Linked DNA regions of Homo sapiens: all the other regions are linked to region 1. A link is an interaction called in ENCODE POLR2A ChIA-PET data of the cell type or tissue named here. Cell type or tissue: GM12878. All regions are shown on one strand.

Region 1 (5,000 bases):
AAGTGCCCCTCCACACAGCCCCAAATCTCCTTTGTTGTCACTCCGAGTCTGTCTTACAGCTTTTCCCCAAGTTGTGATGAGCATAAATGTAAAATCCAAGAAATGTTTATTTTGTAAGGGGAAAAAAGTGTGGGTAGAGGAGAGACTCAGACAAACCTAAATATAGATATAAATTCAAATCTCAGTTCAGCCACTTTGTAGCTTATGTAGGGGGCTTTGGCAAATTATCTAATTTCTTTGAATCTTAGATTCCTCACTTTTTTCTTTCTTTTTGTTTTTTTTGAGATAGCCTCTGTCCCCTGGGCTGGAGTACAGTGGAGAGATCTTGGCTCACTGCAACCTCTGCCTCCAGGGTTCAAGTGATTCTCCTGCCTCAGCCTCCCGAGTAGCTCGGATTACAGGTGCCCACCACCACGCCCAGCTAATTTTTGTATTTTTGGTAGAGATGGGGTTTCACCATGTTGGCCAGGCTGGTCTTGAACTCCTGACCTCAAGTGATCCGCCCACCTCGGCCTCCCAAAGTGCTGGGATTACAGGCGTGAGCCACCAAGCCCGGCCAGTTTCCTCACTTTTAAAACATAATAATATTGGTCTCAGGGTTGATATAACGTACTAAGTGGGTATCAGTGGTAGCTACTTTTATGTTGTCCTCATGGAGGACATGAATGAATTTAATTTCAGTAATATTACCTTCTGTACTGGTAATATTTATTCTGTAAATAAAATATAAATATGCTTTCTACCCAGAAAATAAGTTTATTAGCTTTGTCACTTCATTGGTTTTGTTCTTAAATATCAATAGTGCAACCACTGGCTTTTATTCAAAGGTTTAATTGGAATCTAACCTGGGGATTTTCCCCTTTTTAAATTTATGTTTAAAAAAAAAAACTATGGAAAGTCGGCATGGTCTGGGCTGCTTGGGAGCCTGAGGCAGGAGGATCACTTGAGTCCAGGAATTTGAGACTCTCCTGGGCAACATAGTAAGGCCCTGCTTCTTTTAGTCTTTTTGTTTGTTTGTTTGTTTTTTTGAGATGAAGTCTTGCTCTTGTCCCCCAGTCTGGAGTGCAATGGCGCGATCTCGCCTCACTGCAACCTCCACCTCCCGGGTTCAAGCGATTCTCCTGCCTCAGCCTTCCAAGTAGCTGGGATTACAGGTGCGTACCACCACGCCCAGCTGATTTTTTGTATTTTAAGTAGAGAGAGGGTTTCACCCTGTTGGCCAGGCTGATCTTGAACTCCTGACTGCAGGTGATCCACCCGCCTCGGCCTCCCAAAGTGCTGGTATTACAGGCATGAGCCACCGCACCCAGCCAATAAGGCCTTGCTTCTAAAGACACTTTAAAAAAAAAACAAAGCGGCCGGGCGCGGTGGCTCACGCCTGTAATCCCAGCACTTTGTGGGGCCAAGGGGGGTGGATCACAAGGTCAGGAGATCAAGACCATCCTGGCTAACACGGTGAAACCCCGTCTCTACTAAAAAATACGAAAAATTAGCCGGGCATGGTAGCGGATGCCTGTAGTCTCAGCTACTTGGGAGGCTGAGGCAGGAGAATGGTGTGAACCCGGGAGGTGGAGCTTGCAGTGAGCAGAGATTGTGCCACTGCACTCCAGCCTGGGCGATAGAGAGAGACTCCATCTCAAACAAACAAACAAACAAAAGGCAAACCTATGGGGACCTGGCCTGGGAGTGAAGGAGGGAGGGAGGCAGGGAGGGAGGAAGGAAAAAACCAGAAAAAAAAAGTGAAAAAATTAAATACATTTTATTATGTGCTTGATGTATTTTTCTGTGTATTGATATATATCCATCAGTTTGGATTATTCCCATATTTACAATTAAGTAACTGAGTCTCAAGGAAATTAATTAATTTTTCAAAGATAGCACAGTGATTACATTATTGGAGTCACAGCCACTTCTCTTTGAATTTAATCGTGACATCTCCATTCAGTTTGGCCTTGCAAAACGGGCCTTGGTTTAGCTTTTTGACATCTTGCCTTTCTCCTTAAATCTGATCCCTTGTCACTCTTTTTTTATTTTTTTGTTTTTTCCTCTCCTGACTTTCATCTGAAACCCTGAACCCTACAGGCCATGGGAGATGACCTGTTTCCCAGTTTTGGTCACTTTTTGGGCCATATTTATAACCAAAACTCTTATTTAACCAGTTTTCAGAAAATTCTCAGCTTCTTCATCAATTGATGAAGTTATCTGACTGACTTTTTATTCCAGCCATTCTCATACTCTCAGAATGATTTTTTTTTTTTTTTTTTTTTTTTTTTTTTTGTGGTAGATGGAGTTTTGCTCTTTTTGCTCTTTTTGCCTAGGCTGGAGTGCAGTGGCACAGTCTCAGCTCACTGCACCCTCCACCTCCTGGGTTCAGGTGATTCTTCTGCCTCAGCCTCCCAAGTAGCTGCAGGCATGTGCCACCATGCCCAGCTAATTTTTTTATTTTTAGTAGAGACGGGGTTTCACCATGTTGGCCAGGCTTGTCTCGAACTCCTGACCTCAAGTGATCCACCCGCCTTGGCGTCCCAAAGTGCTGGGATTACAGGCATGAGCCACTGTGCCCGGCCAGTGATTCTTAATTAGTTCATGATATTTTGGAGTTCTAGGCAGGACAGCAGCCTCTGCCTCCTCAACCCCATGTAAACCAGAATGAGCAACTGCTGGGCTGGAGGAGCTCTCCTTCTTAGAGCATTGTGGGACAACTTGCTATGAGTTCTCCTTCATTTTTTCATTTCACCACCATGAGTTGTAGGGCCCTTTGTGCTTTGGCCCCTAACAACTTGCCCAGTATGGTGCCCTGCCCATCACCCATTGTCTTCAACAACCTATCATGCAGCTCCATGTCTCCCTGCCTTGGCTCTTGAGGTTCCCTGGCCTAGACTGTACTTTGCATCCTGATCAGCCTTCAATCCAACTCCTTCAGGGAACTATTGACTTGCTGGATTCTGTGATTTTGTCATGTTCCCTGTGTCTCTTTGGTGTCTTGCAGATGCACATCTCTGCTGTGACAATCTTCACAAACCATATTGTGATCCTTTCACTAACTCTTTGAGGTCAAGGACTAATTTATTATCTCTGTGCCTGGTACACAGTGGATGCTTAACCCGTTGAAATCCTTCTGTATTTACATACTTACCTCCCTAAAAGTGAAAGCTTTGCAGAAATTACATAGATCTGTCCAGATTTTCCAGGCTAGTCTAACTTTTAAAAATATCTTATTCCATTATGAGGTGAAACATCCCTTCTAGTTTCTGGTTCAGAAAGCATGATCGGTCAGGTGCAGTGGCTCACGCCTGTAATCCCAGCACTTTGGGAGGCCGCGGCAGGTGGATCACAAGGTCAGGAGATCAAGACCATCCTGGCTAACACGGTGAAACCCCGTCTCTACTAAAAATACAAAAAATTAGCTGGGCGTGGTGGCGGGCGCCTGTAGTCCCAGCTACTCGGGAGGCTGAGGCAGGAGAATGGCGTGAACCCGGGAGGCGGAGCTTGCAGTGAGCTGAGATCACGCCACTGCACTCCATCCTGGGCGACAGAGCGAGACTCCATCTCAAAAAAAAAAAAAAAAGAAGAAAGCATGATCACCATTTTTATAAGTTGCATGAAAGTTGCTATTGAGAGCATTTCAGTGAGTCAGTGCCAGTTTTTTTGTTGTTGTTGTTTTGTGTTTTGTGTTTTTTTGTTTTTGTTTTTGTTTTGAGATGGCGTTTCACTCTTGCCACCCAGGCTGGAGTGCAGTGGCGCGATCTCGACTCACTGCAACCCCTGCCTCCCAGGTTCAAGTGATAACTGCCTCAGCCTTCCGAGTAGCTGGGATTACAGGCACCCACCCCCACACTCAGATAATTTTTATATTTTTAGTAGAGATGGGGTTTCACCATGTTGGCCAGGCTAGTCTCGAACTCCTGACCTCAGGTGATCCACCCGCCTCGGCCTCCCAAAGTGCTGAGATTGCAGGGGTGAACCACCATGCCCGGCCTGGCTTTTGTTTTTTAATACCAGTATGCTTGGTGCTTGAAGCGGTACAGGGAAAGGAACATTTTCTCCATGCACTCATAGAACACAAGACATAAGAAAAACATCTTTAAGATTTATTTATTTAGAATCCGGGGGTGGTGGCTCATTCCTATAATCCCAGCACTTTGGGAGGCTGAGGCGGGCAGATCACTTGAGGCCAGGAGTTCAAGACCAGCCTGGCCAACATGGTGAAACCCGGTCTCAACTGAAAATACAAAAATTAGCCGGGTTTGGTGGTACGTGCCTGTAATGCCAGCTACTCAGGAGCCTGAGGCTTGAGAATTGCTTGAACGTGGGAGGCGGAGGTGGAGCCAGAGGCTGCAGTGAGCTGAGATCACACCACTGCACTCCAGCCTGGGCGACAGAGTGAGACTCTGTCTCAAAAAATAATAAAATAAAATTTATTTATTTAGTGACCTTGTCTCACTTTGTTGCCTAGGCCGACCTTGAATTCCTAGGTTCAAGCGATCCTCCCATCTTAGCCTCCCGTGTAGCTGGACCAACAGGCATGTGCAGCATTAAAAAAAAAAAAAAAACTTACTATGTGTAATATAGCAAAGTTTTTTAAAAGTTAAAAACATAGCCTTGAACTAAAACATCATGAGCACATGTCAGAAATTTATTAACATTGTTAATGAAGATAACAGGATGACAAATGGATCAAAGGAGACTGCAAGAAACTGATATTTACATAGAAAAAAGAATGCAGGAATAAGATTGCAAATTTAAATACAAAACTAGGGCCAGATTCCGTGGTTCATGCCTGTAATCTCAGGACTTTGGGAGACTGAGGCGAGTGGATCACTTGAGGTCAGGAGCTGAAGACCAGCCTAGCCAACATGGTTAAATTAAACTTCGTCTACTAAAAATACAAAAATTAGCTGGGTGTGGTGGCGGGCACCTGTAGTCCCAGCTACTTGGGAGACTGAGGCGGGAGAATTGAAACTGGGAAGTGGAGGTTGCAGTGAGCCAAGATTGTGCCA
Region 2 (5,000 bases), 290 kb after region 1:
TATCCCAGGAGGGAGAGCAGGTGAAGTCCCCAGGGGAGGAAGCACCTAGCCCCATTCCTGCTGAGCAGGAGGTGGCAGGTACCCCAGACTGGGAGGTAAGGACAGCCCGGGGCTTCGACTGAACGTCTCCAGCGTGGGTCCAACTGAGCAGCCATGGAGCACTGCAGAGTGGGAGGCAGCAGGGCAGGGAGGCAGTGCTGGAGGCTGGCTCAACCCCAAGACCAGCAGGCCAAGCTGCCATCCCAGGGGAGCGAGGACGTCTGTGCAGAGCTGAGAGGCAGCAGCCATGTGTGAACAGACTGGGCCTCATCCTGGCCCCACCGACTTTGTGTGGACAGAGCCTGTTTCCCTGTCTGTGCAACACAGAACCTGCCTGATCTCACTGCTGGATCCCTCTTCTTCCTGCCAGGAAAATAAAAAGGTTCAAAAGGAAGTTGCTGCGTATCCATCTGGTAAGACCACTGACCCAGCGTGCTGCAGGGGGCTGCTTCCACCCTGCTTCTCAGTGACTGCCAGGGTCACAGACACCCCAGCCCTTTCCCACCTTCCTGACCTGGGGAGGGGAGGGGAGGGAAGCAGCCCAGGAGTCAGGTGCCTTGACCTTCCTGGGAGCCTCCTTGGGTGGGCAGGAACTCTGGGCCACTCCCCTGAGCTGGCTGCATCCCTACCTTTCACCACAGCTGACCTGGCCCCGGGGCATCTCAGAGGGAGGGTTGGTTGCTCCCAGGAGGGGACTCACAAGGCTGCCTGTTTCTACTTTGCAGAGGCCTCTGAGGACAGCAAAGAGCAAAGGCCCTGGGACCGGGTCTACGTGCCCATGACAGAGCTCTGGCTGGACTGGTTCTGAGCCTCTAACACCCCCAAGACTCAGAACCGTGAAGAAAATCTTTCCAATAAATCCAAGAGTTGCTGCTGCTATAGGCCAGGCTGCCACCTTTCGGGGCCTCCGTCTTCAGACAAACCCAGCCTGGCTTCATCCACACTCCCTGTCCCCACAGCTGCAGGAACAGCACTTCCTGCCACCGAGCCGTGTGACCACAGTGGATTGTCTCTGGAGGGGCCCAAGGGGGCCCTGGCCACCCTTCTGACTGACTCGGTGCCAGGGGACAGACCAACGTCCCTCTCGTGCTGACAGCCGGGCCGCACCCTGGCATGAGGGCATTTACAGAAATGCTGGCGGAACTGCTGCCAGGGAGGCTGTAGGGTCCTCTGGCAAAAGAGGCCTCAGGTGGCTCCTCAGAGTGTCTGTGGTTCTCTGTCCCAGGCTGTTCCCTAAGAAGGTCTGCCCAGGACTCAGGTAATCATATGCTCATTAGAAACTCTTGGGCACTGCCTGTGTGCCCAGCCCAGCCCATTATGTCGGTGAGGACAGACGTGGAGGACAGCAGTCCCTGCCCTTGGTTGGGGCTCCAGGCCAGCAAGGGCCACAGCCCCAGAAGGCAGAGCAGGAAGACAGGACTCGGGGCAGGTGAAGCAGCCTTCTCGTTGGCAGAAGGGAAACAGAAGCCCGGGGTGGGGAAGGGTGGGGAAGGGTGGGGAAGGGTGGGCCCGGGGTCACACGGGGTAATGGCAGAGCAAGGACTAGGGTCAGGGTCTCTGGCTCTCAGCTGCCCATGCCACCTCCTCCTTCTCTGCCCGCCCCAGTGCCTTATGGGTCCAAGGTTGACTCCTGTCCCTAGGGCAGGCCTGTGGGCCCTGCCTGATCCCTACTGGGAGGATGGTACCTAGGGTTGGAGCCAAACAAGTGTCCTCCTCCAGCGCCAGCCTGGCCCTGAGTGCGAACTCGTCACTGGTCAGGGGTCCAGACAGCAGCATCCCTGAGGGCCCAGAGAGGTGGCCAGTCCTGTGGTGAGGTTGAGAGGTGTCAACGTGCTGGTGGTCCTCGCTCGCTCTCAGCGCCTCCTCGGCCTCAGCTTCTGCTCTGACCACACTTGAGGAGCCCTTCAGCCCAGCGCTGCACTGTGGGAGCCCCTCTCTGGACTGGTGGAGGCTGGAGCCGGCTCCGTCTGCTTGCGGGGAGGTATGGAGGGAGAGGCGTGTGCGGGAACCTGGGTTGCTCGCGGGCCAGCACCAGTTCTGGGTGGGCAGGGGCTCAGCGGGCCCTGCACTCGGAGCGGCCGGCTGGTGCCTCTGGCCCCAGGCAGTGAGGGGCTTAGCACCTGGGCCAGCAGCTGCAGAGGGGGCACCGGGTCCCCCAGTACTGCTGGCCTGCCGGCGCTCACCACACTTGAATTGTCGCCAGGCCTCAGTCACCTCCCCGCGGGGCAGGGCTCAGGACTTGCAGCCTGCCATGCCCAAGCCTCCCTACGGTGGGCTCCCTGCGAGGCCCGAGCCTCCCGGATGGGTGCCTCCCACTGCTCCACGGCACCTGGTCCCGTCCACTGCCCAAGGGCTGAGGAGTACAGGTGCCCGGTGTGGGACTAGCAGGCAGCTCTGCCTGTGGCCCTGGCATAGGATCCACTAGGCGAAGCTGGCTGGGCTCCTGAGTCAGGTGGGGACTTGGAGAACTTTTATGTCTAGCCAGAGGATTGTATATGCACCAATCAGCACTCTGTGTCTAGCTCCGGGTTCGTGCATGCACCAATTAGCACTCTATCTAGCTAATCTGGTGGGGACTTGGGGAACCTTTATTTCTAGCTAAAAGATTGTAAATACACCAATCAGCACTCTGTGTCTAGCTCAAGGTTTGTAAACACACCAGTCAGCACCCTGTGTCTAACTCAAGGTTTGTAAACGCACCAATCAGTGCTCTCTGTCTACTCTATCTAGCTAATCTAGTGGGGACTGGGACAACCTTTATGTCTAGCTAAGGGATTGTAAATACACCATTCAGCACTCTGTGTCTAGCTCAAGGTTTGTAAATATACCAATCAGTACTCTGTGTCTAGCTCAGGGATTGTAAATGCACCAATCAGCTCTCTGTAAGTGGACCAATCCACTGTCTGTAAAATGGGCCAATCAGCAGGATGTGGGTGGGGGTCAGATAAGGGAATAAAAGCAGGCTGCCTGAAGTAGCAGCGGCAACCTGGTTGCCATCATTCTTTTGCTGTTTGCAGTAAGTCTTGCTGCTGCTGCTCCCTCATTGGGTCCACACTGCCTTTATGAGTTGTAACACTGGAAGGACTGCAGTTTCACTCCTGAGGCCAGTGAGACCACAAACCCACCAGGAAGAATGAACAACTCCGTACGTGCAGCCTTAAGAGCCGTAACACTCACTGTGAAGGTCTGCAGCTTCACTCCTGAAGCCAGCAAGACCACGCACCCACCAGAAGGAAGAAACTCTGAACACGTCTTAACATCAGAAGGAACAAACTCTGAACACACCATCTTTAAGAACTGTAACACTCACCGTGAGGGTCCACGGCTTCATTCTTGAAGTCAGTGAGACCAAGAACCCACCAATTTTGGACACAAGGTGACAGGCTGAGGGCGGTGGCTCGGTCCTGGGTTTTCCTGGGGCCTTCCCAGGGAATGTTCTGGCACCTGCCGACTGAGCCCTGGGAGGTAGCCCTGGCATATAGCTCCCTGACATGATTTGTCTTCCATTTTGGGGTGTCATATATGAAGGGAGGTGACTGTTGTGATGGTGCTGGCAGGACTGCTGTCCCTGATGTGGGGTGGGCTGAGTTAGGCCTGAAATATGGGCCTCCAGGCTGAGTCCTGCCCTCTCCACCACATCCAGGGCTGACTGACACCTCTAGTCAGCCCATTCTGGCCCCTTCCCCACATGCCAGGACAATGTAGTCCTTGTCACCAATCTGGGCAGTCAGAGTTGGGTCAGTGGGGGACATGGGATTATGGGCAAGGGTAACTGACATCTGCTCAGCCTCAACGTACCCGTCTCAAATGCGGCCAGGCGGTGGGGTAAGCAGGAATGAGGCAGGGGTGGGGTTGCCCTGAGGAGGATGATCCCAACGAGGGCGTGAGCAGGGGACCCAAGTTGGAACTACCACATTGCTTTATTGTACATTAGAGCCTCTGGCTAGGGAGCAGGCTGGGGACTAGGTACCCCATTCTAGCGGGGCACAGCACAAAGCTCGTAGGGGGATGGGGTCACCAGAAAGCTGACGACACGAGAGTGGCTGGGCCGGGGCTGTCCGGCGGCCACGGAGAAGCTGAAGTGCTGCAGCAGGGAGGTGAAGAAGAGGAAGAGCTCCATGCGGGCCAGGGGCTCCCCGAGGCATGCACGGCGGCCTGTGGGGAGGGGAGGGGCGTCAGTGAGCCTGGCTCCTGGGTGATACCCCTGCAAGACTCCACGGAAGGGGACAGGGAGCCGGGCTCCCCACAGGCACCTGCTGAGAAAGGCAGGAAGGCCTCCGGCTTCACAAAGTGGCCCTGGGCATCCAGGAAGTGTTCGGGGTGGAAGCGGAAGGGCTTCTTCCAGACGGCCTCATCCTTCAGCACCGATGACAGGTTGGTGATGAGTGTCGTTCCCTGGGCAGGAGATGCAGGGTGAGAGTGGGGACTGGACTCTAGGATGCTGGGACCCCTGCCACCAAACACACGGGGGACACACACTGCCTGGCACACAGCTGGACTCTGTCAACTAGTCCTGCGCCCGAGAAGCTCCACAGTACCCTCTCCGACCCCACAGCAGGGCGCAGTCACACCTCTCAGAGGCACCCACACTGCCCCCTCTCCCTGCAGGCGCTGGGTCCTCCAACATTCTGGCAGGTCCTGATTTGTCTTCCCCACTAGACGGGGGCTCTGGATGGACAGGCCAGCCCTGCCTATACTCTGGACCCCCCATCCAAGCGGGGACAGTCAGTGTGGTGGCATTGAGGACTAGGTGGCCAGGGTTCCTAGAGTGGGCCCACCTGGCAGTAGCCATGCTGGGGCTATCACCAGGGGCTGGTGCTGAGCTGGGGTGAGGAGGGCGCCAGGCCTACCTTAGGGATGCGGAAGCCCTGTACTTCGATGTCACGGGATGTCATATGGGTCACACCCAGGGGGACGATGTCCCCAAAGTGCTGCACCTCGTGAATCACGGCAGTGGTGCA
Region 3 (5,000 bases), 140 kb after region 1:
GGGTGTGGTGGCGGGTGCCTGTAGTCCCAGCTACTCAGGAGGCTGAGGCAGGAGAATGGCATGAACCCGAGAGGCGGCGCTTGCAGTGAGCTGAGATCGTGCTACTGTACTCCAGCCTGGGCGACAAAGTGACACTCTATCTCAAAAAAAAAAAAAAAAAAAAAAAGAAACTTACAATTGGCTGGGGGCGGTGGCTCACGCCTGTAATCCCAGCACTTTGGGAGGCCAAGGCGGGTGGATCACCTAAGGTCAGGAGTTCGAGACCAGCCTGGCCAACATGGTGAAACCCCATTTCTACTAAAAATACAAAAATTAGCTGGGCGTGGTGGCATATGCCTGTAAGCCCAGCTACTAGGGAGGCTGAGGCAGGAGAATCACTGGAACCCGGGAGGTGGAGGTTGTAGTGAGCCAAGATCGCACCACGGTACTCCAGCCTGGGCAACAGAGCAAGACTCGGTCTCAAACAAACAAACAAACAACAAACAAACAAAACTTATAATCAAATAGAAAATGAAGAGGTCCTGGATGGTTTCCTGGAGAAGGCAAGACTTAAGTCGACCTTGAAAGAGGGCAAACAGTCTCGGAGTAGGGGGAGCCTCACCTTTCTTCCTTCCAATCAGGAATATAACATGCAGGGGTCTGAGCACTCCCCAGTGGGCTCACCTGTGCTGCTTGTGTAAATCCCAGTCTCGCGGACCCTGAGATGAGCAAGCTGGTTGCGAGGCGCCTGGGACCTGAAGTTGCACCTCCTGGCCTCTTCCTCCTCTCAGGCTAGGTTGTAATTGTATAGCTGGGGCTTGCATTTATTCACCATCTTCCTGCTGCTCAGGGTCTCAGAGTTCAGAGATGACTGTGGATTATCCAAGGCTGGATTTGGCTCTCTGACCTCAGCTCACGCACACAGGTGCACACACCCCTCTTTTCCATTACCCTGACACTTGACTACCTTGTTTCTTCTCCTCGCCTCTAGGTTCGCAAGGAGCTTGAAGTAAATGGCATTGAATTCTACCCCCAGAAGGAATTTGATGAGGATTTGGAGGATAAGACGGAGAATGACAAAATCAGGGTGGGTGCCTGGGGCACTGCTCCTCCACTGATGCCCCCTTGCGACCTCTGGGATGTGTATTGTGCACGTCCTCTGTCTGTCTTTTCCCTTTCTGTACTCCCCCCAACCTTGCCTGACCCAGACCAGAAGTGACATAGGGGGATGGGGAGGACTATGGCCCTGGACTGTGAACCCACAGAAGGGCTCCCTGTACCCAGAAAGCCTTCTATCCCCAGACCACATAAAAGCCTCCTTTTCCCCAACAAGGTCTGGCAAAAACAGTATTTGGGGTGATGGGAGGGGCAGCAGGCAGGAAGAGCATCAGGCTGGGGTCCAGGAGGATCTATGCTGTGGTCAGACCCTGCCTTAGTTTCCCCTCTATGAAATGCAGGGGTTAGACTGAGTGGCTTATAGGCTTCCCCCGCTAGAATAACTTAAAAAAATTAAATTGGCTGGGCGTGGTGACTCATGCCTGTATCCCAGCACTTTGGGAGGCCTAGGTGGGAGAATCGCTTGAGCCCAGGAGTTCACGACCAGCCTGGGCAACATGGCAAAAACTTATCTCTACAAAACCTGCAAAAATTAGCCAGGCATGGTGGCGCATGCCTGTAATCCCAGCTACTCGGGAGGCTGAGGCAGGAGAATTGCTTGAAGCCAGGAGGTGGAGGTTGCAGTGAGTTGAAATTGTGCCATTGCACTCCAGCCTGGGCAACAAGAGCGAACTCTGTCTCAAAAAAGAAAGTACAAAGCGCTCTGCAGCTGAAGGAGAGCTGATTCCTGAGGTTAACCAGTGAGGCAGTGGTACAATTGGGACTAGACCCAGGACTCTTCAATCTCAGTCGGGTGCTCTTTTCAAGAGACTGAGCCTTGCCCTTGCCATCAGTAGTATCTCTGAATGAGCATCAGAAGTGTGTGGTTCAAGGCTAGAGGACCATATGCCATCCTGCTCCTGAAAGTCCAGGTTGTTGGAGGATGACGGTGCACATGTGTCTGGTTTGTGTTTCTGCCCCGTGCAGCAGGAGAGCATGCCTTTTGCTGTGGTGGGAAGTGACAAGGAGTACCAAGTGAATGGCAAGAGGGTCCTCGGCCGAAAAACTCCATGGGGGATCATCGAAGGTAATTCACTGCATCTTCTGGAAGAACTGGTTGCTGATCAGTTATCCAGTCACCATTTATTAAGCATCTATAGGTCAAGGCACTGTCTCAGGACATATGAAATGAATGCCAGCCAGATTCTGCCCATAAGGAGCTTACAGTCTCATTGAGAAGACGATGCTCACAGGCAGGAGTAACAAGAGACTGATTTAGCACCTGACTGGGTGGCACTGACTTAGCGCATCAAAGGAGTTCAGAACATGGAGAGATTAGTAAGGCCTGGAAAAACTGGAGAAAGGTTTTCATAGGAAGGGGGATGTGATCTGACAAACTGCCGGAGGGTTGTTCAGGTGTTGCCATTTCCATTTTATTATGAATGGATGTGACCCTGGGCGGGTCTTGATGATTCTGAAAGTGGTCAAAGAATCACTTTAATGATTTCATTCAATATGATAACCCTATGAAGGGAGGAGAGCGGGTGCTCCTGTTCTCAGAGTATAAGCTACCAAAGCACCGGAAGCTCAGGTTAAAAGCCTTGTCCAAAGCACATAACTTGTTAGTGGTGAAACTTGATTTCAGACTCAGATTTTTTTTTTTTTTGAGACGGAGTCTCACTCTGTCATCCAGGCTGGAGTGCAGTGGCGCAATCTCAGCTCACTGCAACCTCTGCCTCCCAGGTTCAAGTAATTCTTCTGCCTTAGTCTCCCAAGTATCTGGGACTACAGGTGCGGACCCCGATTTTTGTATTTTTTATTTATCCCCAAAAATTAGCCCAGCTAATTTTTGTATTTTTCGTAGAGATGGAGTTTTGTCATGTTGGTCAGGCTGGTCTTGAACTCCTGACCTCAGGTGATCCATTTGCCTTGGCCTCCCAAAGTGCTGGGATTACAGATGTGAACCACCATGCCTGGTGATTTTATTTTTATTTTTAATAGAGGTGGGGGTCTCACTGTGTTACCCAGGCTGATCTCAAACTCCTGGGCTCCAGTAATCCTCCTACCTTGGCCTCCCAAAGTGCTGGGATTACAGGCATGAGCCACAGCGCCTGGCCCCATGTCTTAATCCTCATTCTGTTCCAACAGTGCTTGGCCAATGATTTGCAAATACTAGGTATTCAATATATGTTGAATTGGATTTGTCATGTAGTGCATGACCTTTTTAAAATGGCTCAATTATTATTTTCTCTGTGTTACTTCCAACCGGATTATAAGCTTCTGAAGAATGGGAAGTGTATCTTAGGCCTTGGCCAGTTTCTCAGACTTGGTATTAGTTTTCTCTTCTATAAAATGGTAAAAATTATAGTCCCTCTTGGCTATTATGCCACAGCGTCTAGAAGGATGTCGTGCCCATTGTAGCTGCTTAATATTTGTTCAATGAATCAAATCCAGTACACCCAAGTGAGCAAATCTCTGGAAGGGTTACAAAAAATGACCTGTCCCATAGCTTTCTCCTAAATGCCTCCGTGACCCAAACAGAAGCTCACCTCCTGGGTGTTGCTGTATTAATGAACTGACTACCTGTTTTGCTTTGTTTTGTTTTGTTCATAGTGGAAAACCTCAACCACTGTGAGTTTGCCCTGCTTCGAGACTTTGTCATCAGGTAAGATGTCTCCCCTCCAGCTGTCCAGACAGCAGGTTGAATTATTTGGGGTCAGGGTCTATCTGTTCAGATTCACCTCCTGCATCTCCAGGTCTCTCTGACAGAGCTTTCTGCCCCAGTTCCAGCTCCTGTTGCAAAATGGAAGGTGCTGTAGAAGAATCCTTAGCTCCTGGGAGTGGTTCCCATTCACTGGGTCCAGTCCCTCGAAGTGATGTGTGTCACCGCCTCCTCTTCCTGCCCCTAATTGCAGCCCTCTTCTTCTCACCCTGTGTCCTCTAGGACCCACCTCCAGGACCTCAAGGAAGTGACACACAACATCCACTATGAGACTTACAGGGCCAAGCGGCTCAATGACAATGGAGGCCTCCCTCCGGTGAGCGTGGACACAGAGGAAAGCCACGACAGTAACCCATGACGACCACTTCTCTGTGTCATCACACATACCCACTTCACACACACACATCCCAAATACCACCACCAACCACCTTCTTCCTCTCAACTCTGTCCCACAGGCCTGTCTGGTATTTGTGGAGCATCTTGTCTGTGTGTGTGTGTGTGTGTGTGTGTGTGTGTGTGTGTGTGACAGAGAGAGAGCGAGAGAGCCTGTGTGTGTGCATGCAGGGGTGAGGTATTTTCACTGCCCTCCCTGGAGAGTCCCTTGTAAGTTTGGCTCCTCCATGCCTGTCCATTATCTGTCTCCTTTCCTTGTGTCCCAAAACAAAGCTGTTTGCCTCACTCAGGAGATCTGGGGGAGGTTTCATTTAAAAGTGCTGGGAGCAGGTGAGCCACAGGCAACTCTTCTCTCGGAACCTGCACACAAACTGGGGCTATAGAGATTCTCCAAGGACAGATGGCAGTGGAGCTAGACCTGAGTAGGGGGCAGGGAGTTCAGGACAACCCTCCTGTAAGTTGGGGGTGGTCTGGGGGTAAGGCTGGGGCTTCCTGGGAAAAGGAAGGCCATGAGAAGGCAGAGAAGTAGGCCAGAGCTGGGTTCTTGCAGAAAGCATCAGTGCCTACAAATGGAGCTCCACCCTTCAGTCTGTGTCGTGTTCAGTGTCACAAAGCTACCACCTGTCACCAGAGCCTACTGCTGCTCTCCACTCAACTGGCCTCTGCTGCCAGGCCACTGCCTGTCTCTGCTTCCGACTTTGTCTTCTTTCTCCCTTTCCCTCCTTCCCTCATACATTGCTTTCTCTCCCTCTCCTGCGTGTCTCTGACATCTCTCACTTCCTTTTAGATGAATCTACTTTAGGTTCATTCC

Evidence for each region. Peaks named below come from ENCODE experiments on the same cell type or tissue, not always from the same donor. Only the 100,000 strongest peaks of a DNase experiment are listed, where the experiment ranks them.
Region 2: POLR2A ChIA-PET joins it to region 1 with 5 read pairs; 2 of 35 experiments call an interaction of 5 or more read pairs at or near these places.
Region 3: POLR2A ChIA-PET joins it to region 1 with 5 read pairs; 2 of 35 experiments call an interaction of 5 or more read pairs at or near these places.

The regions. Positions count from the first base shown.
Region 1 is chr22:41,850,483-41,855,482 of GRCh38, forward strand. The region is part of intron 1 of SREBF2 (sterol regulatory element binding transcription factor 2); the gene reads left to right. Among named protein-coding and RNA genes, the nearest start is that of SREBF2-AS1, 18 kb to the left of the region's middle. In GM12878, no CTCF peak of the experiment used is centred here; no DNase peak of the experiment used is centred here; H3K27ac peaks cover 262 bases.
Region 2 is chr22:42,136,263-42,141,262 of GRCh38, forward strand. It overlaps the pseudogene CYP2D7. Among named protein-coding and RNA genes, the nearest start is that of CYP2D6, 8.0 kb to the left of the region's middle. RefSeq lists enhancers at 1-561, 562-1,149. In GM12878, no CTCF peak of the experiment used is centred here; no DNase peak of the experiment used is centred here.
Region 3 is chr22:41,990,603-41,995,602 of GRCh38, forward strand. It overlaps SEPTIN3 (septin 3), which reads left to right. Exons shown (of 12, transcript NM_001363845.2): 8 at 971-1,066; 9 at 2,062-2,161; 10 at 3,688-3,739; 11 at 4,019-4,112. Among named protein-coding and RNA genes, the nearest start is that of WBP2NL, 5.7 kb to the right of the region's middle. In GM12878, no CTCF peak of the experiment used is centred here; no DNase peak of the experiment used is centred here; H3K27ac peaks cover 580 bases.